Linked DNA regions of Homo sapiens: regions 1, 2, 3, 5, 6 and 7 are each linked to region 4. The links are chromatin loops, found by intact Hi-C in ENCODE. Cell type or tissue: PC-3. All regions are shown on one strand. Region 1 overlaps CLIC6 (chloride intracellular channel 6). Region 2 has its middle 210 kb from the start of RUNX1. Region 3 overlaps RUNX1 (RUNX family transcription factor 1). Region 4 overlaps LOC100506403 (a long non-coding RNA gene). Region 5 overlaps LOC124905015 (a long non-coding RNA gene). Region 6 has its middle 98 kb from the start of RUNX1. Region 7 holds the start of RUNX1 (RUNX family transcription factor 1).

What was found. Peaks named below come from ENCODE experiments on the same cell type or tissue, not always from the same donor. Only the 100,000 strongest peaks of a DNase experiment are listed, where the experiment ranks them.
Region 1: a loop joins it to region 4, with 6 times the contacts of the local background. A loop is called at or near these places in 15 of 110 quality-filtered maps.
Region 2: a loop joins it to region 4, with 6 times the contacts of the local background. A loop is called at or near these places in 11 of 110 quality-filtered maps.
Region 3: it touches region 4 in a loop (23-fold over the local background); 70 of 110 quality-filtered maps call a loop at or near these places.
Region 5: a loop joins it to region 4, with 4 times the contacts of the local background. A loop is called at or near these places in 10 of 110 quality-filtered maps.
Region 6: it touches region 4 in a loop (4-fold over the local background); 4 of 110 quality-filtered maps call a loop at or near these places.
Region 7: a loop joins it to region 4, with 13 times the contacts of the local background. A loop is called at or near these places in 58 of 110 quality-filtered maps.

The regions. Positions count from the first base shown.
Region 1 is chr21:34,691,194-34,695,193 of GRCh38, reverse strand. All of the region lies in intron 1 of CLIC6 (chloride intracellular channel 6), which reads right to left. Among named protein-coding and RNA genes, the nearest start is that of CLIC6, 24 kb to the right of the region's middle. In PC-3, a CTCF peak has its summit at 1,773 (motif pointing left); a DNase peak (open chromatin) is centred at 1,763; H3K27ac peaks cover 318 bases.
Region 2 is chr21:35,254,265-35,258,264 of GRCh38, reverse strand. No RefSeq gene overlaps it. Among named protein-coding and RNA genes, the nearest start is that of RUNX1, 210 kb to the right of the region's middle. In PC-3, no CTCF peak of the experiment used is centred here; DNase peaks (open chromatin) are centred at 634, 1,574, 3,724 and 3,974; H3K4me3 peaks cover 2,048 bases; H3K27ac peaks cover 4,000 bases.
Region 3 is chr21:34,888,359-34,892,358 of GRCh38, reverse strand. All of the region lies in intron 3 of RUNX1 (RUNX family transcription factor 1), which reads left to right. Among named protein-coding and RNA genes, the nearest start is that of RUNX1-AS1, 54 kb to the right of the region's middle. RefSeq lists silencers at 2,032-2,831, 3,132-3,811 and an enhancer at 3,972-4,000. In PC-3, CTCF peaks have their summits at 1,949 and 2,167 (motif pointing left); DNase peaks (open chromatin) are centred at 2,188, 2,528 and 3,618; H3K4me3 peaks cover 2,297 bases; H3K27ac peaks cover 2,280 bases.
Region 4 is chr21:35,398,187-35,402,186 of GRCh38, reverse strand. All of the region lies in intron 2 of LOC100506403 (a long non-coding RNA gene), which reads left to right. Among named protein-coding and RNA genes, the nearest start is that of MIR802, 320 kb to the left of the region's middle. RefSeq lists a silencer at 1,402-1,696. In PC-3, CTCF peaks have their summits at 1,550 (motif pointing right) and 1,560 (motif pointing right); a DNase peak (open chromatin) is centred at 1,566; H3K4me3 peaks cover 270 bases; H3K27ac peaks cover 607 bases.
Region 5 is chr21:35,215,268-35,219,267 of GRCh38, reverse strand. The region is part of intron 1 of LOC124905015 (a long non-coding RNA gene); the gene reads left to right. Among named protein-coding and RNA genes, the nearest start is that of RUNX1, 170 kb to the right of the region's middle. RefSeq lists an enhancer at 967-2,166. In PC-3, no CTCF peak of the experiment used is centred here; a DNase peak (open chromatin) is centred at 1,527; H3K27ac peaks cover 3,268 bases.
Region 6 is chr21:35,145,693-35,149,692 of GRCh38, reverse strand. No RefSeq gene overlaps it. Among named protein-coding and RNA genes, the nearest start is that of RUNX1, 98 kb to the right of the region's middle. In PC-3, no CTCF peak of the experiment used is centred here; a DNase peak (open chromatin) is centred at 2,132; H3K4me3 peaks cover 488 bases; H3K27ac peaks cover 3,334 bases.
Region 7 is chr21:35,049,133-35,053,132 of GRCh38, reverse strand. RUNX1 (RUNX family transcription factor 1) reads left to right here and starts at 3,831. Exons shown (of 9, transcript NM_001754.5): 1 at 3,831-3,965. RefSeq lists an enhancer at 3,989-4,000. In PC-3, CTCF peaks have their summits at 1,547 and 1,746 (motif pointing left); DNase peaks (open chromatin) are centred at 1,532 and 3,642; H3K4me3 peaks cover 1,587 bases; H3K27ac peaks cover 3,402 bases.

The sequences.
Region 1 (4,000 bases), 710 kb after region 4:
TCTAGAAGCTGGGGAGGTGAGGACCTGGATTATCTCCTAGAGCCTCCAGAAAGAAATGCAGCCCTGCTAGTGCCTTGATTTTAGTTCAGTGAGACCCATGTCAAGTTTCTGATCAACAGAACTGTGAGTTAATAAATTGGAGTTATTCAAAGCCACCAAGCTTGTGGTGTAATTTGTTATGGCAATGATAGAAAATGAATACAGCTGAATTTCCACATGGGAATCCTCAACTTTTCCCCAGCACAGTTCAGCAGGTCAACTACTCATCAACTTGCAGAGGGAGGAAACCCTGAAGCAGGTAGTACTTAGCCTATTTCAGAAACTTCCTGCATAGAGCCACTCTGCTCATTTTCCAAAGACTTGCATGATGGCCATGGATGCCATGGAGAAAAAGTGAGAATCCCTGCACCAAACCTCTAACAACCAAGGTGTATTAGTCCATTCTCACATTGCTACACAGAACTACCTGAGATGGGGTAATTTATAAAGAAAAGATGTTTAATTGGCTCATGGCTCTGCAGGCTGTACAGGAAGCATGGCTGGGGAGGCCTCAGGAAACTTACAATCATGGCAGAAGGTGAAGGGGAAGCAGGCACATCCTACATGGCTGGAGAAGGAGGAAGAGAGCAAAGGAGGAGGTGCCACACAGTTTTAAACAACCAGATTTCAGCCTGGGCAACATGGTGAAAACTTGTCACTACAAAAAAATACAAACAAAAAATAGCTGGGCATGGTGGCATGCACTTGTGGTCTCAGCTACTTGGGAAGCTGAGACTGGAGGATTGCTTGAGCCCAGGAGGTCAAGGCGGCAGTGAGCTGAGATCACACTGCTCTACTACCGCACTTCAGCCTGGGCAACAGAGCGAGACCCTGTCTCAAAAATAAAAAAGAGAAACAAAAAAATAACCAGATCTTGGCCGGGCGCGATGGCTCACGCCTATAATCCCAACACTTTCGGAGGCTGAGGCAGGAGGATCATGAGGTAATGAGATGAAGACCATCCTGGCTAACACAGTGAAACCCCGCCTCTACTAAAAATACAAAAAAAAAAAAAAAAATTAACCAGGCGTGGTGGTGCTGTAGTCCCCAGCTACTTGGGAGGCTGAGGCAGGAGAATGACGTGAACCCAGGAGGCGGAGCTTGCAGTGAGCCGAGATCGTGCCACTGCACTCCAGCCTGGGCGACAGAGCAAGACTCCGTCAAAAAAAAAAAAAAAAAGAAAACAACAACAACAACAACAACAACAACAGATCTCATAAGAACTCATTATGAAGAGAACAGCAAGGGGGGAGTTCTCTCCATGATCCAATCACCCGCCATCAGGCCCCTCCTCCAGCACTGGGGATCACAATTCGCTGTCAGATTTGGGCAGGGACACAGATCCAAACCCTGTCACAAGGCAAGACCACAACTCCTCTACGTCGACTTGTGAACTATAGTAACTGTTTCGACCTGAACTGTGGGCAGGCCTGCTTGTTCCTTCACATCACCTTTGGGGCCACAGCTTCTAATGGACAAGCTCCAAATGGAACTTTCTATTTGGCTTCACATGGTTATTTTTCGCCAATTTTTCAACTTGGCAAGAGTGATTTGAGGTCCCTCTAGCCAAAAATCTAACAGGGCACAGACCTGGATCATCACCACAAGAGGATGAAGGGACTACCCATGACATTTTGCCTTTTTAAATCTTGGTTCCTTACTATGGTTTTTAGAACCTACCCTCAAACGTCAAGGTAGGGAAACAACTTCTGGAGGCCATTGGTGCCCCCTAGTGGTCAAGAGATGCACTCATTTATCACTTTCCCTTTTACGGTCTCCATTCCTAATTAGGTTTTGTGGGAAAATGCTACAAGTTAGTTTTTAGCCCCTAGTGGGGGACTAAACCATCTAGATTTCCCTGGGACTCAGTGATTCCCTGCTACACAGGATTTTCAGTTTTAAAACCAGGAAAGTCCTGGAAAAACTAGGACAAGCTGGTCTTTCTAACCCCTGACAGACCTCCTAGACTTCACAAAAGAATCACCGGAAGAAGGCAATGTCTTTTTGTCTAGGCACCTCAAACAGAATTAGGACCTGAACAGTGTGCTTTTAAAAATGCATCTTGATTTGAGGTCAGCAGCTAGATGGTGCATACTTTGCCTTATGTTAGGAAAACAGCAATTTACGATTGGTAAATTATTTCTCGACTCTCATTAAAGAACAAGGGGTGGGGCTGGGGAGGAAGTCCAGTGGTGGGAGAGTAGGGTCACCCCATATGCTGGCAGAGCAGACCAAGAAAAAGAAATTCTAATTATCTCTAAAAGTGTTCAGACTCAGCTTTCTCAACTGGTTCAGAATTCCCCAGCTCTTCTGCAAAGTTCTTTAGAAATGCACAGCTCCCTGGAGGTGGGGGTCCGGGGAGGCACCTGCCTTCTCTTCCTCTTTCCTTATAATGTTTTTAAGTTTTAAAGAGGCCAAAGGCCTAGAGCAATCTATTAACAATGAAAAAAGTCCAGTCCTTCAAACATACTCAGGTCAGTTTCAATGACCAATATATGAAACTTCTCTGCAGCTGGGAGCTGGGAATTGTATAGTACTTTTTGTTTACACTGAAACTAGTGAGTAAACAGAAATATCTTAAGGGTTCTTAAGGGAATTATTATGAGATCAGGTTTAGAGCCAATATAGATTTTAGAACACTTCCTTTTAAAAGACTCCAGAAATCAGAGGCTTTGCAGTCAGGTAGAAAGCAGGTGATCATCTATGTGGTATGATTTGCGAGATCTGGGAGAATCCACCTATCTACAAATGCCCCCACCAGCCTTTCATGAAAGTCTGAATCACAGAGGATTGTCTAGAAAAAAGCCACAGTCCGTCAAGCTACATATGTGGTCATCTTCCCTCAGGCCAAACTAAAAGGGGGCACCAGCTCCAGTGACCTCTAACCTCCCCATGAGTTGACACTATCTGTCCATTTCCTTATACACAAAGTGAAGGTGTTCGTTTTCATAACTTTTCTATACCTTCTCAACGGTGACACCTTCTCAGAGGTGGCTGAAGAAGTGGCAAAGCTAAATGAGCACTCTTGTCTTAATAAATTACATTTTGTAAAGACATGCTTGTCAGATCTCTTTCTAAAAAGTTTGAGGCAGTTTTGAGAAACTGTCTTAGTGACTACAGCTGGTCATTGTTACCATAAAGTATCCTAGTATTCAAATGTTAAAATTAAGTCACCTGGAATACTGAAAAAAATAGCAACCTAAAATACTAAGAAGATTTGGATTGCTAAATTAAAGTTCTCAATAGATCTCATGGATGACACGTTCATTGAAAAGTTTTGCTTCATTTTAAAGGGCAAAAAGAACAAGAGCCACCTGTAGTCAATTACATCATCAGTTTCTCCTGCAGTTGCCTTCCTTAATGGAACAATTTCAACAAAAAAAGCACGCAAATGAACGGCTCTCAGCACAAACAAAATTGCTTGTAAAGGAGCAAGGCAATTGCACAATGTGCTGTAGGACCAAACACCAGATCAATGGTAGAGTGGGATGGTATTTTTCATTTAAATGCAAATTTGGTAAACCTTGCCCTATATCCTCATGTTTAAGAAACCTCATCTGTATCAACCTGCTAGTTTTCCCCGACACTCCCTTTTTTTTTTTCCTGGCCACAGAGATTGAAAGGAAAGCCTGTATTACTAAACCAAAACTTCGGGTTTCACAAGCTTTACACTTAAGCCAGCCTGACATTTTGCATTGGTGAAAGCAGACAAAAGAATCAACCAGGAGTGCATAAAAATCATATTATGTATTAAATCAGAAAACTTGGCTTTAAGCTTCAAGAGAAGGGAAATCAGGGTCAGAATCAAAAAAAAAGTGTGGCATTTAGGGAAATCACAACATTTTATTAGAACTATCAATATGTTCAGAGGAGTGACTTCTCCAGTTTTAACTGTTAGATTCCAGTTTTGCATTTCCTTGTAGTCTCTGAATCTTTACAAGTTAAAGGGTTCCTAGTTCAT
Region 2 (4,000 bases), 140 kb after region 4:
TTGTGGTCCAATCTCATTTGATGACTTTAAGAGTAACTAAGTCTACTCACATATTCCATAGGAAGCATTATCCAAGCACCGGAGACCATGCTCTCTTCAACTTCAAACTGCAGTCAAGTGGAGTAAATAATGCAGAGAGCTAAATTAACTCAAAGCACCAATGATCATGGAATAACATTCCTCTGTTTACTGTTCAAGAAAAATCTTTACAAATGCTGAAATGCTGTTAGAAAATCTATAGTTATATTATTATCATCATAAAACTAAGAATTAACCTATCTTTATTCTCCTCTGAAATCTCCTTTCAAGAAATAAAAACAGCAGGTAGAAGATACCTTCAAAATGGAAGAAGCCTTATGCTATTTCATCTATTTGTCTTTCTTTGGGTTAAACTCCAGAAACCCGGCTTGGTGCTTGTTCACTGTCCACACAATAGTAAATGATCCCAGGAGAATAAGTACATGATCAATTCCTCAGTGTCTCTGGCAATATAAGAGTTTAAAAACATGTGTACATGTGCCTGTGCATACAACAATACACATATAAATCACGGATTTTTGCTGAAATGAAATACTGAGGCCATGTGAGCATTTTTCAGTCTTCAACTTAGACACTTGGGCTGCATGCCCAGCTATGACACATCGTCCATGTTTATGAAGTCAATTTCACTTCAGTTGTTAGTATCAGTTACCATCATTCTGGATTTAAAGCCACCAGCCCAGAGCCTTTCTCTGAGCTCTCACAGATTCTAGTAGCTGTAGCAGGCATGTGACACTTCTGTGCACACTGTCTCATCTTGTTCCTGGGCCATCTGTTTGAACAAGGCCTTTTCTCTTCATTTTATTATAAATTCTTGAATCCAGGAAGCATGTCTGATATTTCTCAGAATCCTTTTTAATGTCTACCCCAGAAGTCTGTTCTAACAAGTACTCCAAAAATGTTGATTGATTCTAAATGGATTCTCAATATTATGAACAACATTTTTAGAATAAAAGAAATATTCACTTTTGTGTTTGGAAAATTCAGTGGATATGTTAAAAACAAAATATGGAAATGGGGTGAGCTCTTAAGGACTGTGAATTTCCACAGCAGCGTATAATTTCAGTAGAAGATCCCAATCCAACTTCATGAGGAATATATTAAGAGACAAAATAGAGAAACTATGACAAACTGGGTTTAGTATTTCCACCTCATCAACAATTATTTCTACCACAATCAATGAGAAAAAAACAAAGTTGTCAATCTGGATTGAGAGTGGGCATGTGTGTTTTCTCTCCTCCCTTCTGCCTCCCCCTTTTTCTCTTCTGAAACTGAGTCAGACGAGGCCATATTTCCAGTTAGAGGTCGACATTAGAGCCAAGCAGCTGTTCAGAAATGTCCAAGTAGACAGCAAGTGGCACTGATGGAGTTAACGGCAGTGACTCACTTGGGGCATTCACAGCAGGTCAGCTGAAACTCTCCCTTGCTGTATAGAGAATTTAGTCCTGCTGGGCATGCGCCCAAGACTGTGAGCTGAGGTTGATAACAGCAGAGTGCCTCTTAGTTGCCACTGGTTGCTTTGCCGTTCTCAGTTTTCACAGTTTATTTAAAGGTGGATTTTTGTCTAACGCAATCATGAACGGTGATGGGAAGAACAGGCTGAGCAGCTGTTGACTGAAATAACAGAGGGGAGGACGGGTATCTGGAAATGCTCCACACAAGTTGTCCTGCAAGCTTTGATGATGACGTTCGCATAGAAAATTATTGGTCAGAACCAGGAAGTGGAGCAGGCTTCATGCCAGTAAGGCTAGCTTGGCAAAGGTAAGATTTTTAGGATTTCAGAAAGGTTTCATTCATCTAGGAATCCTTTTCTACAAAATGTTATGGTGTTATAAAGTTACTCAATGGAGCAACAATAAAAACAAATCAAAACCATCCAAAGGAAAAAATACATGAGAAGCAGAGCATACTTATATTTTGTGAGCTTATACAAGTTTCTCAATAACACAGAAGGGAATGTATAAAAATACGATGAAAGGCTGTTGTGAGTTTTTTAATTACAAAATATGATTATTTTAGGAGAAAGAAACATAATTACCTGAACTAACTCAACACTGACACAAGACCTATTTTCCTTTTTTTTTCTTCAAATTATTTTTTAAACTTTTTAAAGGCAAGTATCTTAGATTTGTTCCTTACAGGTAGACATTTCAACAAACAAGAAATAATATTTCCTGATATGAATAGTCATTAGGGTTCAAGCTTTATTTCCCTAAAATTCTAGCATGAGATCATGGTTTCCGTAGATAGGAGAGATCTTGTTTCCATTGCATTTATTTGGTAGAAAAATCTGATTTGACGATTTGTGTTTGCTATCATCAAGTTAATTTTGTGATTAGATCCAAAACCTAATTCTGATAGTCAGACCAGGCTGAAAGCCACAATAGAAAAGGAATTAGTTTCCTTTCCCAAGAATAAAATCCTTGCATTAAATAGAGTTTGGTAAATTAAATGGCTATTTTTGACCAGGAGAGTTTGCTAGGTACTTTAATTCATTAAACAATTTTTTAGATCTGAACCTTTGAAAATATATATTCTAGGTTCAAAAGAGAATGATTGTGCCGTCTGCATTCGTATAGAATGATAGAGCACTGTAGTTGTGGCGGTTTCTCAAGGGCAGAGATTGTGATGGCGTTGCCTGCCACTGTCTACCTCATGGTAGGTGCTTAATGAATGTTGGGTGAACGAATTAATTTTGACCACAGGAAGGCAAGGGCTGACAAGAAGTGTCATCTCTTCTTGGCAGAACAGATTAGTCATTAGGATCAAGTAGAAGAGAGGATGGGATTTAGGGCGATTTAAATCAAGAGTACAGAAGCCATTAGAAGACACTGCTGGGGGAGGAGGGTTTGGGAAAGTGGGAGAGAGTTGTAGGAAAACGTTTGCATTGGCCTGGACTGAGTTCGTTTCTTCTCATGGCGTCAGAGGCCAACTGAAATTCTACAACTGGGGAAAATGAAGAGGACATCGGGGTATCAATGGGGTATAAAGAGAAAGGAATGAGAATAGCCCCAGTAACAGAAACAAATGGGTTTTGAGAATGTGTCTGTTTGTTTCTGTTGCTCCTGCCCTGTTATTCCCCATCTTGGTGTCTGCCTTCCTCATCTCTCCTCTGTTTTAATCTAAAATCTAAAGCTGCTAAGTAAAAACGACTGGTGAAATGTTAGAAACACTTCCCAAACCCTTCAGCATTCTCACAGGGTGCTTTTTTTCTCTCCCTGATCCTGCTGATCACTTAGGGCCATTCCTGGCTACCACCCTCACCATCTCATGACTACAGTAGTTAAATGGCGCTACCCTTTCCAAGTGAGAAAGAATTTCTGTGTGTGTTTGTCTACCTCTCTAGAGAGAGAAAGAAATGGAACTGATTTTTCTTAAAAGATGAAATAAACTCCTGAAGTTTTTACTTTATAACAATTCTATTTACAGTTTCATTTCTTTTCTTCAAGTATCTTCTTAAATTGTTACCATTGACTTGGGGTTAGGCATTAATATCAAATGACATCTGTTTTCATTCTGTTAAGAAAAAAAATATCACACAATAATACTTATCATGATGGAGTAACCACTGACGAGACGTTTCCAGTATTGTCAAGCTGTTGAGAAATCCAACTTTTATACTAATGGGTAGAGAGGGATCTCTCTCTCCCTACACACACACAAGCACACACACGCACACACACACACACACCCCGTAAAAAATGACTCCACTGCAGGGGTAGTGATTCATAGGATATCAGTATGGCTATGTTGTTTTTTTTAAAAAAGCTAAAATTGGAGTCCTATAGCTCCTTTTGTCTTATTACCTTATTTTCACATAAAATGAGACAGGATTCCCTGCATAAAAATCAGCTTGGTATTTGTCACGTCTGTAGCAAGCGTCTGAACTCATTTTTATGAGCAGCCTGCTTCCCCATTGCACCTCCTGTGTTTAGTAATGCAAACAGGCAGAACATTGTGT
Region 3 (4,000 bases), 510 kb after region 4:
TAGATTTGAAAAGTGAAGTAATCTCAAAGCCACTTCAGAAGAAAAAAATGTTTAATTAAATTCCAATGTTCAAAACTGGATAGTGTGTATGGCAGGTGATTTGTACATACATGTTACTCTTCATCAAAATTGTTTTCCATCCCTGTGACATCAATACAAACTGCAGCTATTTGGTTCCAAACCATAGCAAGATACATTCTATTTTTTAAAATGTAAATGGTCATTTAAAATAGAAATAATTCTTTTAGACGTACTGCATTTTTACAAATGTGATTTTGGAAATATATTGCTCGCAAAGGGTAATTTTAAGAGAATTGTTGAGATTCTAATCCCATCTTTATGCATATTTTGGGGAGGCTTTTGAAAGAGCAAAAAGGTAAAAGATTTAGTTATCTTCTGAGACCACCTATAGTTCTTTACCTAAAGTTGTAGAAGAAAAACGTCAATGCACTGTTACTGTTTTCCAATGAAATTATTTTTCTTCCAACTAACCAAGCAGTACTTTTTAAATCCACTGCAGAAATGTACATTTCATTCCTGTTGTGAGCCGTTTTCAATTCTCCTCCCTCCCTCTCCCCGCAACAAAATTTGGAAAAATCTGTCACGTAGCATCCGCCCAACGTATCGCTTCGTTGTATTTTTTTTTTTTTTAATTTTGCATTATGACAAAAGTAAATTCTAGCATTACTCCAGGGAAACACTGGGAATGAACCTGGTAATGTTTCCTTTCCTTTCTCCCTTAGGCAAAGGAAGGGGAATTCTGTATTGTCGCTAAAATGAGCGCTCTTGGTGGAAAGGAATTCCTCACTTCGTACACGCTGTGGCTGTCCTTGAAAGTGCAGGCTCCGTAAAATGCCCGGCCGACTAAGGGGTTCCCTTTCCCCGGAGCCCCTGCCTCTTTCCATTCATTTTAGATCCTCAGTAAGGAAGGGCAGAGGTTGGTCTGTTTCTTCTTTTCAAGAGGGCACCGCGCTGCGCAGTTAACAGCCTGCGCCGCTCCGGGGAAACCCAAATGTCCCGCGATCCCATCGAGTCAAGGAGCAAAAGCTGTGATTGCTATCAGCTTTTTGTCGGGCTTCAAACTCGGGGTTTATCGGTTGAAACTCCTAGCTGAGCAGCTCCCACGACGCTGCCTCTGACGGCTAAACTCGGTGCATGCAAGGCTGGGACCAACTTTCCTTACTCGATAAAGGAACTTGACTCCCTCCTGGGAGACCGCAGCCCGAGTCCGACTCGCAGCCCCCGTCGCGGGGTTTAGGGTTTTAGGCAAGCGGCCCGAGACCCAGAGGAGCCTCCCTGGACCTTTCCGAGGGGCAAATCACCCGAGTCTGCTATTTCCCCTGGAGTCAAAAGCCTACTTTTGGAGCCGCCACACCCTCGTGCTCCCTCCCGCATCTCGGGGGTTCCGGGGGATGCACGTGGGGGTGGCCCCAGGAGCCCTGGGTGGGATCTCGGGGAAATGCATTGGAGACCAGGCGAAAAGGTTTCCCTTGCCCAGAACTTGCCTCTAGAGCGGGCCGCGTCCGAACCCGCAGGCAAAGGCGCTGCGGCCCCTGCGGGCGGGCGGGCGCGCGCGATGCACTCTTCTCAGGGACAGAGTTAGAAAGTGGACGTTTGGGCGGGGGGAGGGGGGGATTTACAACTGGAATTAGGCTTAAAAAAATCATTTTAAAAGAAAAATGTAGTAAGTTTTCTTTCCGAGACCCCAGGTCCATTAAAACAAAACTGAACTCGGGTGCTGGCAGTGCCCAGGGGGAGCGGAGGCGGAGAGGGTTGAGGCCGCGGGCCGCCCGCCTTAGCCCCCCGGAAGCCCGGGCTCCTGAAGCACAGATAGCCAAGAGCGGCCCGAGTCAAGCCCCAGGAACAGGGGCTTCGGGAAGAGACCCCGACCGGGCCGCACAGCGGGGAGGCCTGGTCCGAGAGTCCCCACCTGGCCGGCTGCGACTCTATATTGGAACCTCGGAAACGCGCCTTGGCCGTTCCAGCTCAAGTGGGCTCTGGGGCGGCTTCCTGTCTTTTATCCTCGAACGCTAGTTCTTCCCGGGCGACCCGAAGGCCACGAGGCGGGCCGCACAGCCCCGCGCCGTCGGGGGCGTTCCGGGAGCTCCGGGGACTGCGCGCGGCGTCCAGGGAGGGCGGCTGCTGCCCCCTGGCGTCCGCCAGAGCCCGCGGCGCGTCCCGACAGCTCCGCGCAGTCCGGGCCCGCCCGGGAAAGGCCTCCACGCCAGTCAACCCCGGCCCCCTCCTGCGTCCGGGCCCGCGGCAACGCCCGGGGACAGTCCCTGCGCGGCAGCGGCCACAGCACCCTAGCCCTGGGGGAGGGAGGAGCGGGCGTCAGGGGCCCCGTGAGGTCGGCGAGGGACCCCCGCGCCGGGGAGCTTAATTGAGGGGCTCCGCGGGGACCACAAAGCAGCCCGCGGTGGAACGGGGCCGGGATCCGGGGACTGGGTTGCAGCCCCGGGGTGGATGAGAGGCCCCGGGAGGTGCAGGGCCCGGCAGGGAGGGCGTGGAGGGACTCATGGTGACGGGAGCAGCCTCCGCTGGGAGGGAGCCCCGCCGGGCGGGGTCGGAGTTGGCAGCGCACGCCGGACCGGGGGCGGGGCCCTCCGAGCTCCGCGAAAATGCCCGCAGCACCGCGGGGACCGGCGCAGGGGGAAGCGGCCGCCCGCACGCGAAGCCGGGGTGGGTTCCGCACCTGGGGCCGCTCGAGCGCACGGGGGCGGGGAGAGGAGCGGGGGCCGCTTCCGGGGAGCCGGAGGGGAGACGCGGGGCCCGGGCAGGCTGTCCGGCTGCTGCGGGTGCCGGCGCTACAAGGCCCGGGAGCAAGCCGCGTGGCTGCTTTCAACTTTCCTTCCAGCCGCGCGTTCTTGGGGTCTTTCCTGACTAGGAAACTCTTCGCTGGCCGCTGACGCACGCAGCAAGTGAGACGCGCGGAGGGATCGAGCCGCGGCCCGGGCGCAGCGGTAAAAAACACCCATTACAGAAACCGACCCAAGGGAAGACGCTGAGAGCAAACGGCACGCGCGGACGCCGTCCGGCCTCATGCAAGGAATCAGCGCCGCTTCGCCGCAGCTGCCAGCCGGACGGTGCAGGAGCGCGGAGTGGCTCCCCCGGGCCCCGCGGCCAAATCGCACCCCCGCCCTGGAAGCGGAGGCCTGGCCCTGGGCGGCCGCGCAGGATCTGGGGCCGTCCGCGGGCTGCAGCCCGGTTCGGGAGCCTCGTGGCGGCCACTGCGCCTGCCTGCAGCGGCTCGCGGGGCCGGGCCTCTCCGGGTGCGGCGCGCCGGCCGGGTCCTCCTCGGGCCGGCGGGGCCTGCTTTCTTTTTCCAGGTCTCCGGACCGTGGCCACTCGCGGAGCCGCACAAGCCTGCGTGTGGCTGCGGAAAGGGGTCCGCACGCGGGCGGGGCCCCGGGCCAGCATGCAGGCTTGGATGCGGGGCGCGGGGGTGGCCTCCGACTCCCCGCCCGGGCTGCGTACAGTAGCGCGCGGCGCGGCGGCGGGGGCGCGCGGGCCAATTCCAGGAGCCGGCGGCGGCGAGCCGCGCCCTGGCTGATACCGGAAAGGCCTGTGATTGGCCGCCGGCCGCCCCTATGCAAACGAGCTGAGGGAATGGAATTCCTCCGGCCGGGCTTACAGTAAAAGCACGTTCATTTCCAGGCACTCTCATTCATAGAGCCAGCGGGCGCGGGCGGGACGGGCGCCCCGCGGCCGGACCCAGCCAGGGCACCACGCTGCCCGGCCCTGCGCCGCCAGGCACTTCTTTCCGGGGCTCCTAGGGACGCCAGAAGGAAGTCAACCTCTGCTGCTTCTCCTTGGCCTGCGTTGGACCTTCCTTTTTTTGTTGTTTTTTTTTGTTTTTCCCCTTTCTTCCTTTTGAATTAACTGGCTTCTTGGCTGGATGTTTTCAACTTCTTTCCTGGCTGCGAACTTTTCCCCAATTGTTTTCCTTTTACAACAGGGGGAGAAAGTGCTCTGTGGTCCGAGGCGAGCCGTGAAGTTG
Region 4 (4,000 bases):
TCCTTGTTTAGAGATTTGTTAAATGAAGTTAGTCATATTAGACCTTTGAAGTTGTGTTTTAAATAGAAGCTACCAAAAGGATGAAGATAATTTTACTATGTCCTGAAAAATTCTGAAAGACGTGCCAGGCAGCTGCCTCCTGTGGTTCTAGTACATAGGATGGATTCACAACACCATGGATGGACTTTTCATATATCTAATGTTCTTCTGTTCTATTAACTTTGTTAATGGACTCAAAAAGACTCTTTAAAACTTCATTCTCCCTTGAATATTTTAATATTCAAGTGAAAGATGCTTTCTCTTAGCATTCCTGCTATACCAGTTCTCATCTTCCTTCCACCCCACTGCTAGTATTGATTAGGCTGATGAAGGATTGGTGGGAAAGGACTCTGGAAAGGAAGGTAAAATCTCAGAAGGTCACATATTCCATGATAAAGATCTGAGGTTCCTTTGATGGGGGATGAGGAGCTGCTGAAGAATTTCAAACGAAGGAATGATGTCACCAGATTTGCATCTTGGAAAACCGCTCTGGAAGCAGCTTAGAGGAGGAGTCGGTGATGTTGGGGTGGGGGAATGAGACTAGAACCAGAGAGGCTCGATGGAGAAGTCATTGAAGCTGTCAAATATGGTGGCATTGTGGATAGGGAGGGTAGGCAGGAGGTAGAGATACCCAAGAAGACTGTGTCAACTGCCTAGAGCTACATGTTAGTCATTTCCCTGCTAAAAACACAAATATTATTGATTACTTGACCCAGCTGGTTAAAGTTTAGTGGTTGGTGCTATTTAATCAACAAGAAAAGAAAATCAAGAGTTATCATTGGCTGGGCACAGTGGCTCATGCCTGTAATCCCAGCATTTTGAGAGGCCAAGGCAAGAGGATCTCTTGAGCCCAGTAGTTTGGGGCTGCAGTGAGCTGTGATTGCACCACTATACTCCAGACTGTGTGACAGAGCAAGATCCTGTCTCAAAAAAAAAAAAAAGAAAATGAAAAAGAATTATCATTTTGTCCTAGATGTTCCCATCCCAACTAGGTTCATCTCATTCTAGTTAATTCAAGAAATTCCAGGTCAAGATACCTGGTCAAAGTAAACTCACGCACATTCGTAGAATTTCCTGGGTGGGACCCAGTGATGAGCTAAATTAGTATATTTCTTTGCCATCCTGGTCCACCAAACACCTCGGGGGAGGACATCCTTTTTTAATGTGTTCAGGCCATGTACGGAGAATGAGAGGTTAATTCAGCCTAAATTCCTGGTTGTGTCCAGGTGGGGCCAGCAAGCATTTGTTGAACAGCCTCTGGCCCACTGTGCTGTGAATATGTGGCCTTCTTAAGTGCAGTTGAGGGGAGTAATCCGCTGCCTCTCAGAGTGGGTCCACAGAGGTGACAGTGGGAGTCCTGCTATTTTCCTTGGTGGACCCAGTCTTGACCAAAAGCCTGAGAGAGGACCAGATGGAGTTGCTTGCAGTTTGCTAAGTTGAGGCTTTCTCCAAGTCCAGGAACAGGTAAATGCTTGCTACCAGGTAAGATTAAATCTATTTCATAAGGAAGGCCAATAGGTGGCAGAGCAATCTTTCCTATGCTGCAAAGTGAGGACATATAGAGAAATCTTCAGCAGAGCTCCCTCGCTATGCTTCCATTAGCACATACTTTAACACTTTAACGACCAGGCCATTTTAGAAGTTTTGCACATTTTATATGTTTATAGATGTTATTGCTGAACGTTGTGTAAAATATTTCCAATTAATTAAAACTTCAAGCCCTAGAACGATCAGCCAAAATATTTATAGGTATAATTTAGTTACTTGAATTTTGTCTTCTTCCTGTGGCTAGAAAACTTGTTTTCATTTTAAGGGATATTTCCTCTTTTTTGGCGCGTAGAAACAAAAGTAAAAACAATGCTAGTTTATGCTGTTTTAAAATAATCACTCTTCATTGATTTACAAGCCGAATATATAGAGAAACTTAGTCTCTGTGAATTTAGAAAGTTGAATATCTAATAAGGAGTTCACAGACATGCTAGAGTTTAGGAATCTCAGAGATGGAAAAGATCTGTTTGAAAACTTAAAATTTTGCTCTGAAATGGAAGTCAGGGTATTAACCTAGAAATCCTTCTCAATATTATTTTAACTCTATGACTTTTGCCAGTGATTTTTGTTTTTCTTTCCTGAATTAAAAAGTAAGTATTTAGAGCTAATTTAGGAACACTGAAGTGGGAAGACTTTAGAAACCATCGCAGGTGTCTTGGTGGCTTTTACAGACGGTGAATTACCGTGTCTCGGGCATTCTGTCTGCCCTGAGCAGTTATCCATGGAGCTTTCTCTAAATCTCTCTGGGGTGAGGTCAGGCATATCATTTAAGGGGACACACACACAAAAACGCCTGTAATCAGGATAAATAATATTTTAATGCTATATATTTTTAAAATCAAAATTAATGCATAAAAATCTATGATGAACAAACTGTCAAAGTCTAAATAATGACAGGATTTATAACAGTGCTGAGCTGAGCTTGTTCATGCCTAAGGCTCAGGAACGCTGATTCCATCTTTATTTAAAATTTTGATATTTTGTTCATCATGACTTTTAGCATTGATCTTGGTTTTTAAAAAATAGTACATTAAAACATGATTGATTTTGATTCCTGCATTGTTTTGTTGCCTCTTTAAATTTTGCGTCCGAGGAGAGTGCCTGGCTCTCTTCACCCTAATTCTGCTGCTGGTTGTGGTCTACTCACTCCTGTAGTTTTATCTCCCTGCTTTCTGAACAAGTTCTTCTTTAAATGTCTAGAGGCCATTCACACAAAAATGATCGTGGCCCCTGTAATGCCTGTTTGTAATCCAAAAGTAAAACACCAGTGACCTGCAAACTAAGTGTAAGGATGTCCAGCAAATTGCTACTGTTTTCCATGCCAACTTTAATTTTTTGAAAGTATGTATTATGTTCTTAAACAACTTCTTCTGTTTCTGCTCTTTTTCTTTCTGATTGGCTTGTGACTCATACACACACTTAGTCTGTGTGTAGGGGAACCTCGCTCCATTTCTGTAAAAAGCCGATTATTTCTGATGGCATTACCTTGTTCAGAGGTCTTCACAGCCCTTGCTGACTGTATCATTGCTTTTTAATCAGATCTTGAATTGAAAATATTGCTAAGGACGGAGACGTTTTCATTTTAGCCATTTGAGTATCCACATAATAGTCAAAATGAATTCAAGCCTTCAGAGGATTTGCACTGAGTCACTGCCTAATGTTGTAGGGGACAATCTGGTTTCTTTCCCACCTTTGGCTACAGGGAAACAGCCTTTCTTCTTGGGCTTTCATTCTCCCTCCCTGTTTTCTACTCCTGATCCCTGTAGAAAGTGGTTCCATTCCACAGAAAGTTAATTGATTGGATTCCCCTCTGTCTACAGCACCTTTCCACACAGCTATGAAGTTTATTCTACCATGACTGTGTGCCATCCACTTTACACAAAAAGTGTAATTCCACTTTTTGATGGAATTTTCTTGGGACTGCTTGTCACAGGCAGCATTTTTCTATGAATGGAGATAAACCTCTGTTAAAGACCAAAGTGAAAGTGTTCATTCTGCCCTATTCCTTCTTCCTCTCTAGCCAGCCATCAAATGCCTGGCAGTCTCCACCTCAGAGGAGCTGAGACTTGAGACTTGGAGGTGGGCCCAACCTAAGTGAAAACTCCAGCATTCTTGGGTTTGTTTGTTCATTGGACCTCAGAACAATAATTGATATATAGGACATACTTTTTGTAAGGCAGATTTTAGAAACATTTAAGTTAAAATACTTCAAAGCAAAAGAGATTTTTCTGCTAAGAATCAGGCTTTAGTTATTCAAACATTATCTAATCTATAGTAACTTTTTCTCCAAAAATTCCAGACATAGAAAATGTCGTTCTTAATATGTCAATTCCCAGTTTGATTTGTCATTTTTGAAATAATTAGCACAATATTTTTACTTTTATGATTATTTGATAATTTACATTTTGGGGGC
Region 5 (4,000 bases), 180 kb after region 4:
TCTTTGAAACCTGAATTGAAGGAGCCTTACTCTTGAGAAGATTTGCATTTACTTCTGCCAGTTACCAGGAACCACCACCAATCTGGCACCAGAATGTGAAATCTTGGCTTGATGTTTTTCAGACCACAATGCATACTGTGAATTGGACTACAAACCTGTGTGAAGGAGGGTAACAAATTCTCAAAGAATACTTCTTTCCCCTTTTCCCAGAATCAAAACTGATACCTGTACTGGATACACTTTCTGGACATTTGTATTTGTGGGAAAATATATTTTGGTTCATCCTTTCCCTAAGGGTGCTGATCTTCGAAGACCCTAGTTTTATGTGAAGTCACCTAACCTGTCGGTTCACCAATAAAATAAATCCAAAGCTCTAGTTTACAACAGTAGCCAGACAGCTTTAGGCTGCTGCCAGATTTACCAGTCACCTATCTGGATTTGTGCTCCTGCTCAGCTTCTTTGTTTCTGACCATTTCCTTAAGCCGTGCTCTTAGAAAGCATTCAACATTTTATCCAGTATTTTTGTATACTTTGAAGGGGGATGGCTTTAGGATTCCTTTGGTACCATATTGCCAGAGAAGTCTAACCATCTTGCACAGAATTTCACAGTTGGCACTGTCAGATCTCCGATTTAAGTAAACTCATTGTATGTGAATCCAGTGGGTTAAAATGTAAGAATAAAGAAAAGAACTAGCATTGACAGAGTGTCTACAATGGGTCAGTCATTCGTAAATGGAACCCTCACCCAACCCTTAGAAGGAAATTATAAAAATATTATTCTGAGGATAAAAACCTCACAACCTGAGCCTCTAGTGGTTAAGAAACCTGCCCACAATAACACAGGGGTGAAGCTAGCATTCAAAACCCTATTTTGCTATTTTATACATTTAGTTCTTGATTGATGGCTCTTCCCTACCCACAGAAAAGTTTTTCTATGGTACATAGAAATTTGTCTAGCGTCTCCTTGAAAAGCAGAGGACTATGACAATTGATGCCAAGAGACCTTAGGCAAGTTCTAGAATTCTAGGCAATTTTTTGAAAATATTCTTACCAATATCTATCTATGTATCTATCCACTGATTATCTTTGAAAATAGAGAGTAGACCTTTTAAGTAACATGAGAGAAGAGACTATGTCCTTGCACATGTTTGTGGCGTTCACAAGTCCCTGAACAATGCTATAAAATGAAAGATATTCAACAAATACCTCTTGAATGACCAATTTGCCTTTATTCATTATTACAGAACCAAAGTGTGTCTGCAAATATCAGTGCTCTGGATAATTCAAAATGTGTTGAGGCAGAGTCTGTCATCCCTACAAAGACACATGTCTCTTAGATTAGGGCTGGGACATTCCAATCTACCCCATGCTGTTTTTGAACACATTTCTCTTCCCTGAGTCAGTTTGCATCAGCTACTTCAAGCCTTGTGACCTGTTTTAGCACCTCGCACCCTCCTCTGGTATGTCAGAGAGTTTGAGTCACAGGTTTCAGTGACTCTGAAAGAAGACCTCACATTCTTTCTCTCAGTTGCCATCATTGGCCCAGGTAAGTAGGTTACTGCCCTGGCATACCTCATCCCACCTGCACTTGTGCCTCAGGGCATTGTTTGCTCTGGACACTCTAGTGTGCAGGGCTATTATTGTGTAAGTCACTGCTATCTTGCAGACCCATAATGCTTACTGATGCATTACTGTATTTGCTATTAGAGGGCTCTGTGTTCATAGGTAGGCCATTTCAATGTGCTCACTTAAGAAGGACAATATTTTACTCCTCCTGAGTCGGTGGAGTCATCCTGTCTCATTCCAAGGATTACCTTACATTAGTGGCTTTGAGAAAGTCAAACTCTATGCCTGGCTAATTCATCTTTGGAAAGAAGTTACTGTTGAACAAGGGAACCCATGAGGGCTCTTGCTGTGCTTGTCTATGCTAAAGGGACAAGAAAGCAAATAACTCTTTCAATCTCACTTTAAATTGAAGCATAGGACTGGCTCTTTGAACTGGAAAATGTTTATTTAAGAATGCACAGCTCCTTGCAGCTTTGCATCAAAAGGCTCTGTGTCCAAGGAAGAAGGTGGAGACAGGTTAATAGCCTTGAGAAGAACAGCTTGTAACATTAGCCTCTTCTATCCGCCTTTCTTCCAGCAGTAAGTGCAAGAGCTTGGCTTAGAACTGCAGGCACTTACTTGAATACTAGGAAGCTTTCATTTGACTGCACATCCATGGTGTAAGGACATTGGTCTCTAAACATTTTGAATGCCAAGAAGCAGCTTTTCATGTAGCCTACACTAGCTCATTAGAGATTTTGCTTAAAAGAAAATGAATGCACTTTTATTTAATTTCCTTCTCTCAAAATTTGCTACTGGCCAGGCATGGTGGCTCACCCCTGTAATTCCAGCGCTTTGGGACGCCAAGGCAAGTGGATCACCTGAGGTCAGGAGTTCAAGACTAGCCTGGGAAAGATGGCGGAACTCCATCTCTACTAAAAAATATAAAAATTAGCAGGGCGTGGTGGTGCACGCCTGTAATCCTAGCTACTCGGGACGCTGAGGCAGGTAAATGGCTTGAACCTGGGAGGCGGAGGTTGCAGTGAGCCGAGATTTCACCATTGCACTCCAGCCTGGGTGACAAGAGCAAAAATCCATCTAAAAAAAAAAAAGTTTGCTACTAACTGTAGTGTCAAGTGCCAACAGATTTAGTACCTCAGAAAAGGAAACATTCTTCAAAAGGTGACTTCAGTAAAATGTTTCTTAATGAGAAAAAAAGTTAAACTTGTATCAATCGAAGCACAAAAGCAATTTAAATTAACTCAGATTATAGAAAATGAAATATTTTTCAAGTTGGTAGCTGAGACAATTAAAAATTATTTGGCTATATAACAATATTTAATGCATACTAGTGTTTTCAATTAAGTGACCAATACCTATGAATGAGCTGTAAATAGATTTATTACGATGAATAAAATCAGCTTTTTATTTTGGGAGAAAGGAAACTTCAAATGTTCCAACTTTCTGTGTGTGATATTAGAAGCCTAGCAGAAAAATGAGACACATTAGGAGGAAATAATTACCTCCTTCAATTCTATGCCTTTTTTCTTGAGGAAAAGGCACCATCATTTGTCCCCCACCCCTTAATCCTAGCCTTTTCACACTATTGTCCTGGCTTGAAATTCTATACATTCTTGCTGGTGAGCTCAAGTCCCATTTCTGAGAATCCTTTTGCTTTCACCCTAGTCCAGGCTGACCTCTCTGTGGCTGCCTAAGGCCATGACCCAGTCCTGGCCCCCCAAGAGAAAGGTGTAATCGAAATACAGGATGAGTGCCACTGTAGGGCAAGTTTAGAGGACACTGGGAACCAGGGACTGAGCATTACCAAGGCTGAGGAAGTAAACACCTAGAAGAGAGACATGGACCTGCAGGACCCTGTAATTCAGCTGCTCTGGGTAGTTGCCTCAAGCTGCCTTGGAACTTAAAGGAATCAACCTATGCATCGTGCCCGTTCCAGTGGCTGGCACTTCTCCACACTCAATGCATCCCTTCTAAGGGGAGATTGTTCTAAGGGCCATCCACATCCAGAAAGCAGAAAAATAGGCTAACAACTTCTCAAACCAAAAGTTTTATAACCATGAAATAGTGTCGTTGACATTAAGTCACTTCTGCTTCAGATTATATTAAAAAGTCAGCATAACACCAAACAACCTAAATGAGAGGAATGTCATTTTTATTTCCACCAATTCAAGAGGTAACATCTGCCGCATCTTTCCAGAGGTGCGCACATTGCTTCAGTTCTATCCATTCAGCTTGTTTTTCAAAGATGTTTGAAACTGAACTGAAACATAAATAGATTTCTCTGTATACAGGCCACCATTCCAATGGGGGGAAGTTATTTTTATATAGACATTTTTGGTTAAGTGATAATGTGGCACCTGGCAGTAAGCTCAACAGACATTTCTGTCAAGCTGGGTATTAAAAATAGTGATCACTTTAGGACATTTATTTGCTC
Region 6 (4,000 bases), 250 kb after region 4:
TGTTTTCAAGTCCAAGAGCAGACATTAACACTGAGGCCTGCATGAGTACTCTTGAAGAATCTTTTTATTTTATTGTATTTTATTTTTAAAGTACTGGTTACAAAGACGGCTAACATATCTCTGTAGCCAAATTTTCATGAGTGGCCTCCTCCCAAGGCTGTCCAGTTTGGACTGAGGGAGCCATTGACCCCAGTCTTTACCTGCTGCAGACTTTTCTTTCATGAAGCCCAGGAGAACATCCAAGGACTGGTGGGCCCTTACTACCTTTATCTAAGTGCTGATCACACTGTTCCAAAGGCACTTGGAATTGGTAGAATTTAGGGACAGGAAGGAAGTAGACATAATTGCACAGTATCTTACACGATTGGGATCCCCGACCAAACATCTCACTGGAGTCATGCTGTTTTCGGAGAGTATGAAACTCTATTCTTGGCACAGCAAATGTAGCCATGCAATTTTAGCCTAAGAAACCACAACTTGGTTCTTAAAAACATTAATATCTCAAGCACATTCTCTCCCAAACCACGTTAATATTCATCTTCAGAGATGTGCTGAATTTTATTGCTGGGGTCATGGTTCAATTAGTTATCTCCCCTATAGATATGAGAGTTGATCTTGTATTTGGGAAATTAGTTGACACAATTTATTCACCTCCTTACACGTGTTATAACAGGTGAACTACTCTCTCTTTAGAGGGTTTGAAAGTTCATTTAGTCTTTTTCCTTTAATATTTTTCATCATAACTGGATTTCTATTTATTTCGGTTCATTGGGTATTTACCTCGGAAAGTATTTCTTTCCATTTTAAACATGGTGAGCATTATAGTGGCTTAGAATAGATTTGAAAGCTAGAAAGTGTTTATCTAAAATGAGTCAGATTTTGAAGATTTTGCTGTTCTCCCATTAATGCTTAATGATTGCTTTTTCCATCAAATGAGGGAGACTGTGTAAAGTTTCCTAAGCAAGGAATGTCAGCTACTAGGAAGGAAGATCTTTTCTAATTCTCCCAATCTACAGTTCACAGACCTGAGACAATTTAAGATGTGGAAAATTCAAGTTGCGGAAAAAAGGCTAAAAATGCCAGTTTTTGAAGATAATATGCCCTTGGCAGAAAGGCAACATCTTTTTCCTAGGAAAAGAGCTTAAATAAGTCTTGTAAAAAAAAAAAATCACTCGGTATGTTGGACATCAAATACCTCTTAAACAAATAACATTTGGGTGAGCTAACTGCAAAGGTACCAATTGTGTATTAAATTTTCCTCTAAATAAGAAACCCATGGACATAAAAAATAAGGGGGAAAATTCACAGCTTTTTCTCACACCATAGGGTGGAGGCCACCCACTTAGTTTGGGGACCCTGCACTCTTCACATTCAAAGTAGATCAAAGCACTTAAAAACTAAAAGTTGACAATCAAGGGATATTTTTATAACACAAGGAAAAAAAGTATTTTGCAGTTTCCATCACACATGGGAAGGTGATTAATTGTATTGGAAGCGGGGAGGCTTATAATATTCAAAGAAATCATCTTAAGTGCATATCTTCTTCCTCATTTATACATACAAAGAGCTGTATGGCAATGCATAGGAAGGAAATGGCACAGGAAATGAACATTTTCAAGAACTTATTATTGAAGTTTATAATTTATATACATTTATTGTCTTCTCAATGATTACAAAGTCTCTAAAGGTAAATGAACAGTTATCATTTGCACCAAATGACCATCCATGCACTTCAGAAATACCATAAGATAAAATATAAAGTGCTGCTTTAAAAGACCATCAACGGATTCTACCTTGCAAAACCCCACCCATCTAACAATGCGATCATTTTATCAGCTTTTCTCCTGGAATGTGTTTTCCAAAGATGAGGCTGTCCTGACTTGTAGGAACAATAAACAATCTTGGGAGATTAAAATAAATGACTGCAGGCTTCTTTTAATTTTCAGCAAACCCTTTGTGAGAATAAAAGAATCACTATCCTTAAATAATTGTAGAATTACATCATTGATCAACTATGTCCCCAGCGGATAAGAACTCAAGGTGAGACATAGCGTGTGAAAAGAATTGCTTCTTTGGTAAAACCCCTCAGTAATGAAAAGTTCCAGACAAAGGACCTTCTCTCTCCATCCCCTGCACCACCCCTCCTCTCCCAACCCTAACGGGGGAAATGACCAGAAAGTTCGGTTGAGGGAGTGTGACATAGTTCTGCATATATTTGCCCTCTCTCTCTATGATTAATCATAAAAATATTATTTGTGGGTTGAAAGTGGCTTTGGAGAAAGTGTTTACAGGTATTACACACTTTGAATATTTGGGGAAAAACTTACTTTATTAACAGAAAGTTGATTCCAGTGGCATTTTTTCCTCCAGGTATGTTACAGTGGGTTTTAGTTTGTTCTGAAGACATCTCTGGGGTTGCATTTGTGCTAAGGTTTCTGAAGATCACTCCATAGTCACCATTATGATGGGAAAGGGAGAAAGATATTAAGGATGGGTTCTACTGAGTGGACAGTAGTCCTCAAGGGAGTCTAAACAGATTTTCTCTGAATACTGGAAAATGTGAAACAACAAATCAATAGGGTTCTTTAAGATTTTCTCTGGGCAAAAAGTGTCTAAAATGGTGCTTCTGAAATAGTGTATTAACTGTGTTACTTTGGAGGATGATATGACTATTTTATGTTTGTAGGTCAAAATGTTTTTACCCTTCTGTTAACTAGCCTGGGAGGAAGAGAATGATGACGATGACACTGACCATGAATAAAAGTGGGAAGTTAGTATATTCCGGATTCCTTCATAAGCATTTTTTGTGACTTTACTAGTTTATATTTGTCAACAATTATCTCAGATAAATACAAGTATTATTCCCATGAAGAAACCGTTTTCAAAATCTTATAATGCCCATGGTCCCAGAACAAGAAAGCGATACAGCCGAGCTAGAAGTCCCTCTGTGTCTCTGAGCCCTCACTCACTTTTTGACGGTCTTACACAGCAGTGACAATTTACAATTGTTATATGAAGGTTTTGTACAAATCCTTGCCATCTGAGAAGTGAGTGACATTCAGATTCTACCAGTTTTCCCTAACCAGATAGATGATTTTTCTTTACTTAATCAGTTGCTTTACAAAAAAAAAGGGGGGTGCTGGCGAGAAAGAAAAACAAGAACATAATTTTTTAAAATGCACATAAACACACAAACTGTTAGAAGAGTGACCCTGACATCCTTTGTCTCCTGTTATCCAGCTAGTGGCAGAACCAAGCCCTTAACTGAGGTCAGGGTTTGATCAATTTTAATATTTTAGTTTGAAGGGGAGTGAAAGGTTGGTTCATCTTTATAACTTTTTGACACAGTTATATTTTGACAAACTAGTTTGGTATAGTAAAGTAAGTTCAAAGCTTTCAATATATACATAGGCACTCTATTCCCAAACCATTATCATTGTATAGCAATGTTTAAGGGAGAGACATTTGCATTCACACATAATTTTTTAGAGCATCCAGAGAAACTACACACAGTGCTTTTAATTGTCTGTATCTGGAATTGCAATTTGTATTTTCATCTTTCTGGGCGGAAAGTGCCTTTTAGACAGGAAAGGTCTAGACTTGCACCTTAGCCGTCCCATAGTTGCGTTTCCAGCAGCCCAGCCTGGGCTCTAACTCTGCAGCAGTCTGGGCACCCTGCCAGCATGGAGGGACTCTAAATGTGTGGAGGAAAATTTTGCAAACATTTTCTACTTTCCTAAGATTTATTTGGGGACATGAAATTAAATAAGAAAAATATACTGCTTAGTAGTATCACTAAATTGAAATATTCATGTGGAAACTTGTCAGCAATTGTAGCATGTGAATCAAACCATGGACTCACTCTCATCAGACTTTCTTATCAAAAACAACACATGATGCTTTGAGATCCAGGTGTAATTTCCAGACACAGAAGGAAGCAAAGTGCCTTTCAAAGGCAGAACTGTTGACCATTTCAGCACTGTCTGCCTTTTCCTGACTT
Region 7 (4,000 bases), 350 kb after region 4:
ATGTTTCTCAAACTTTAATGTGTATAGAATCACCCGAGGAACTGTAAAAATACAGATTCTCATTCAGTAGGCCTGGGATACAGCCCGCAATGCAGAGTCTCAACAAGTTCCTGGGTGCCATCGACACTGCTCACCTGCAGTCTGCAAGCAGAGGAGGAAGCAGTTGAAACTCTTTCATTTGAAATAATTCTCCCTAGCTGCTCTTCATATCATTACATAACATTCAAGTGGCAGGTTGGTTTCAATGTCTGCCTTTTTTCTTTCTTTTTTCCTTTTGAAATCATATTTCCCCAACAATACCTCTTCATCTAGGAAAGGTTAAGAAGTAAATACTGAGGCCAGGCGCGGTGGCTCCCGCCTGTAATCCCAGCACTTTGGGAGGCCGAGGTGGGTGGATCACGAGGTCAGAAGATCAAGACCATCCTGGCTAACACGGTGAAACCCCGTCTCTACTAAAGATACAAAAAATTAGCCGGGCGTGGTGACGAGCACCTGTAGTCCCAGCTACTCGGGAGGCTGAGGCAGGAGAATGGCGTGAACCTGGGAGGCGGAGCTTGCAGTGAGCTGAGATCGCACCACTGCACTCCAGCCTGGGCGACAGAGCAAGACTGTGTCTCAAAAAAAATAAAGTCTTGGGTAGCTTAAATTTGAATTGCACCTTTATCTAAAGAAGTGAGAGGCCTGTGCGGAAGAGAGATGTGTCCTGTGTGGGCACCATCATGAGTGTCCAGGAAAGAACATCTTTAATAGCTGGGCTTCTAGGGCTCCCTAGCTGTCTCAAACCATTGGATTTGCCAAAAGCAGGTTATAGTCATCCCATGAAGCTTTGATGTCTACGTCCCAATTTAAAAATCATCCCTGACCTCACTGTCAGCATAGCATGGAAGTTTCTGGATAGGACATCTGTTAGAAAACAGATTTAGAAAATAAGGAAAATCCACGCTACATAGAGAAAATTCAGTAGCATTGTCCTCCTGGGATTTTAGACTCCATCCAATTTGGGTGGTCCATCTCTGCCTCCATTTTCTGGCCAGAGAATCTACTTTATAATAGACATGTGGAGTTCAGAGATAGCATGCGGCAATCATGTAATGAATATCCCTAACAGAGGGTGCTTTGATTGGATTGGACTGCACACAGAAGTCTATACATTAATTACAGGGTTATGCAGGTAAACATCTGTCAACCCTTTCTAGTATTTTCATAGGGCCATTAAAAAAGACACCTGAGCATTTTCTCCCCACCCCGCCCCCCCACCCATGGTGGCATTTAGAAGCTGCAGCCAATATGAGCGAGAATGAAAACTGTCATCCAATTCCTTGGCAAAGCCACAGTCCACTGCAGACTCTTGGGTACAATCCCCAAGCCAGAAACCCAGGGTCTGAGTCACTTGCAGGAACTAGGACAGAGGGTGTGGGTCAATACACAAACTTAAAGAGTCCTAAACCGTTCTAGTTAAGTTAGGATTAAGTATTTCTCCAGGCGGTTCATTGATGACAGACGTGCCCTTTTGTCTTGGGCTCCTAGGGAAGTGGTAAGGCCAAGTTCACCAGCAGCTGGCTGAGGCTTTACTTATTGTCATGACCTGGAGGGTGCCCAGAAAAGCTCCAACTGTTGCCTCACCAAGCTGCGAAGTTATGCTGCGGCTGCCGTGGCTGTTAACCCCGCCCAGGAAGGCCGTGCAGGGCCAGCGTGCAGGCCTTTGTATTCTGCCCCCTGGTGCCCTGTTGAAACCTCAGTCCCGAAGATGACAGCGTATAGTGAGGCTTCAACGAGCCCCAGCCTTAGAGTGTCTTTACACTCTAACCTGTCCTACAAAGACCCCACTGGAAGAAATAGATATCTGGCTAGAGCTAGGCCCAAAGAGAAAAGTTGAGAATTCAGGCCGTTCACTGCCTCATCCAAACCCTTCTCCTAAGCATCTGGACACCTAAGGCTAAAAGCATCTGGGGAGTTTCTAAAATTAAATCTCCCAAGGATATTCTGTATGGCCCCTTGAATTGCTAAGTCATTATTAAGTGTGAGTCGACTCTGCAGTGGCAGCTGCACATTACAGCCCTCGGCTCTTAGGGCCCTTCCAGGGAATATTAAGTGTGGGAGAGAAAAATGAACCTGGTTTGGGGTTCAACTCAGGCTTGACTTTATTAGGGAGGGTAACAACACAGGCCCATTATGTTCATTATGTTCACAGGGGATTTGCACTGAGAAGCAATATGAAACACGCATCACATTTAAAGATTCACGAGCCTCATAAAAGAGATGTAGCACTATTATTCTTTTTTAGATGTTAGCAGTGTCAACATGTGGCCAGCTAACTTCTCACAAGTGTAAGAGAAAGCGGTCTGTTGAGTTTCAATTCCTGCTTTAGTCAAAACAGGAGTAAGTAAAAATTGTGTCTGTTCCTTTTGAAAGACTTGTGCCATGGAAGCTACTATCGTTGTGGGTCTTTGTGTGTGTGAAATTAAGTGGATGAGGGAAAACCGAGGGAGTGTTGTGGGAGTTCAGCCTTTCTGAAGTGCCTGTGCTGGCTACTGCAGCTTAGAATCCAGGACTGGCATTTACAACCCATCATCACACAGGTTCTCTTGACCCTATGTGTCGAAATTTCACGTGCGCAGAGTGCTATGGCGGATGTAGGCAGAGCAGAGCCAAATGAATAAGGTAGTAAATCAGGAAAATAAGCCTTTCTTCATCTTGGAACTACAAAACAAAATGACGTTTTAGTTGTCAGCAGGTAAAGCCAGTGGGGCCGGAAAATGAAATACGTGTGACCACAGTGGTTTGCCCACTTACAAAATTATCCTGTTTTTAGCATCTTCAAACAGGCATGTCTTTCTAAGGTAGAGGACGCGCTATATAATATTCATTAGTCAGCCCCAGGAGAAGTGTCTCCTCCTGGTTCCCCTTCTATTGTGGCATCCTCATGTGCTCAAAGTGTAGTTTTACCTACAGGTGTAAATTAGCCTATTGATTTGAATTGAACTAGAGAAAGGCAATACAGGGAGCTTTCCCAAGTGACAATACAAATAAACATCTGCAGAGTAACCACTGCTTTGTCCCAAATACAGAAATTCTCTCTGCTTTGTTTTCCTTTAGCTTCCTAATTTGTGTGTGTGTGTGTGTGTGTGTGTGTGTGTGTGTGTGTGTTAAGACTGTACTATGATTTTATCTCTTTACTGAAAGAGATACATACTAAAGTTGTCCATTTAGGGGGAATAAAACCACATAATTTTGGTTTCATTAAAACAGTCCTTTTATTTCAAAAGTAAAATTCTTTCCCTTTCCCAGGCTTTAAAATACCTGTGAGTTGCCAGCCCGTTGTAGGGGTCAGACTCTCACCAAAACATTTCTTTTTATTTATTTTTCCCTTTTATAGTTTCACTTATGCCATGATAGACGTTACCAAGGACTTAACTCTCCCGGAGCTGATGCCTAGCATTTTAAATGATGGGATCCACATCCTGTCGGAGCAGCGGCTTGATGCCAGCGTTGAATTACTATTGAATAAGCAGCAATGAAATCTTTATCAAAATAATCAGTAGTTCCAAAAACCACAAATAACAACAGGAGCCGAGTTGTACTAAATCAGCAAAGACCATTGAGATATAATAAGTGACTGAGTCACTTTTTTCTACATCCCCCCCTCTTGCAAAGTCTACTCGGCTATTTTCTTGCACAGCCTGGGGGAGGGCAGGTGGAGGGAAGGAAGGGCATTGCTCAGAAAAGAAAAAAAAAAATTGACATCACTTAAGTCACATGATTGGCAAGAACCAATTGAGATGGGCTGTGGAAAGGGGAACAGTTAAATTTGTAATTTGGGTTGTGTGAAAACTTCTTTGGGCCTCATAAACAACCACAGAACCACAAGTTGGGTAGCCTGGCAGTGTCAGAAGTCTGAACCCAGCATAGTGGTCAGCAGGCAGGACGAATCACACTGAATGCAAACCACAGGGTTTCGCAGCGTGGTGAGCATCACCAACCCACAGCCAAGGCGGCGCTG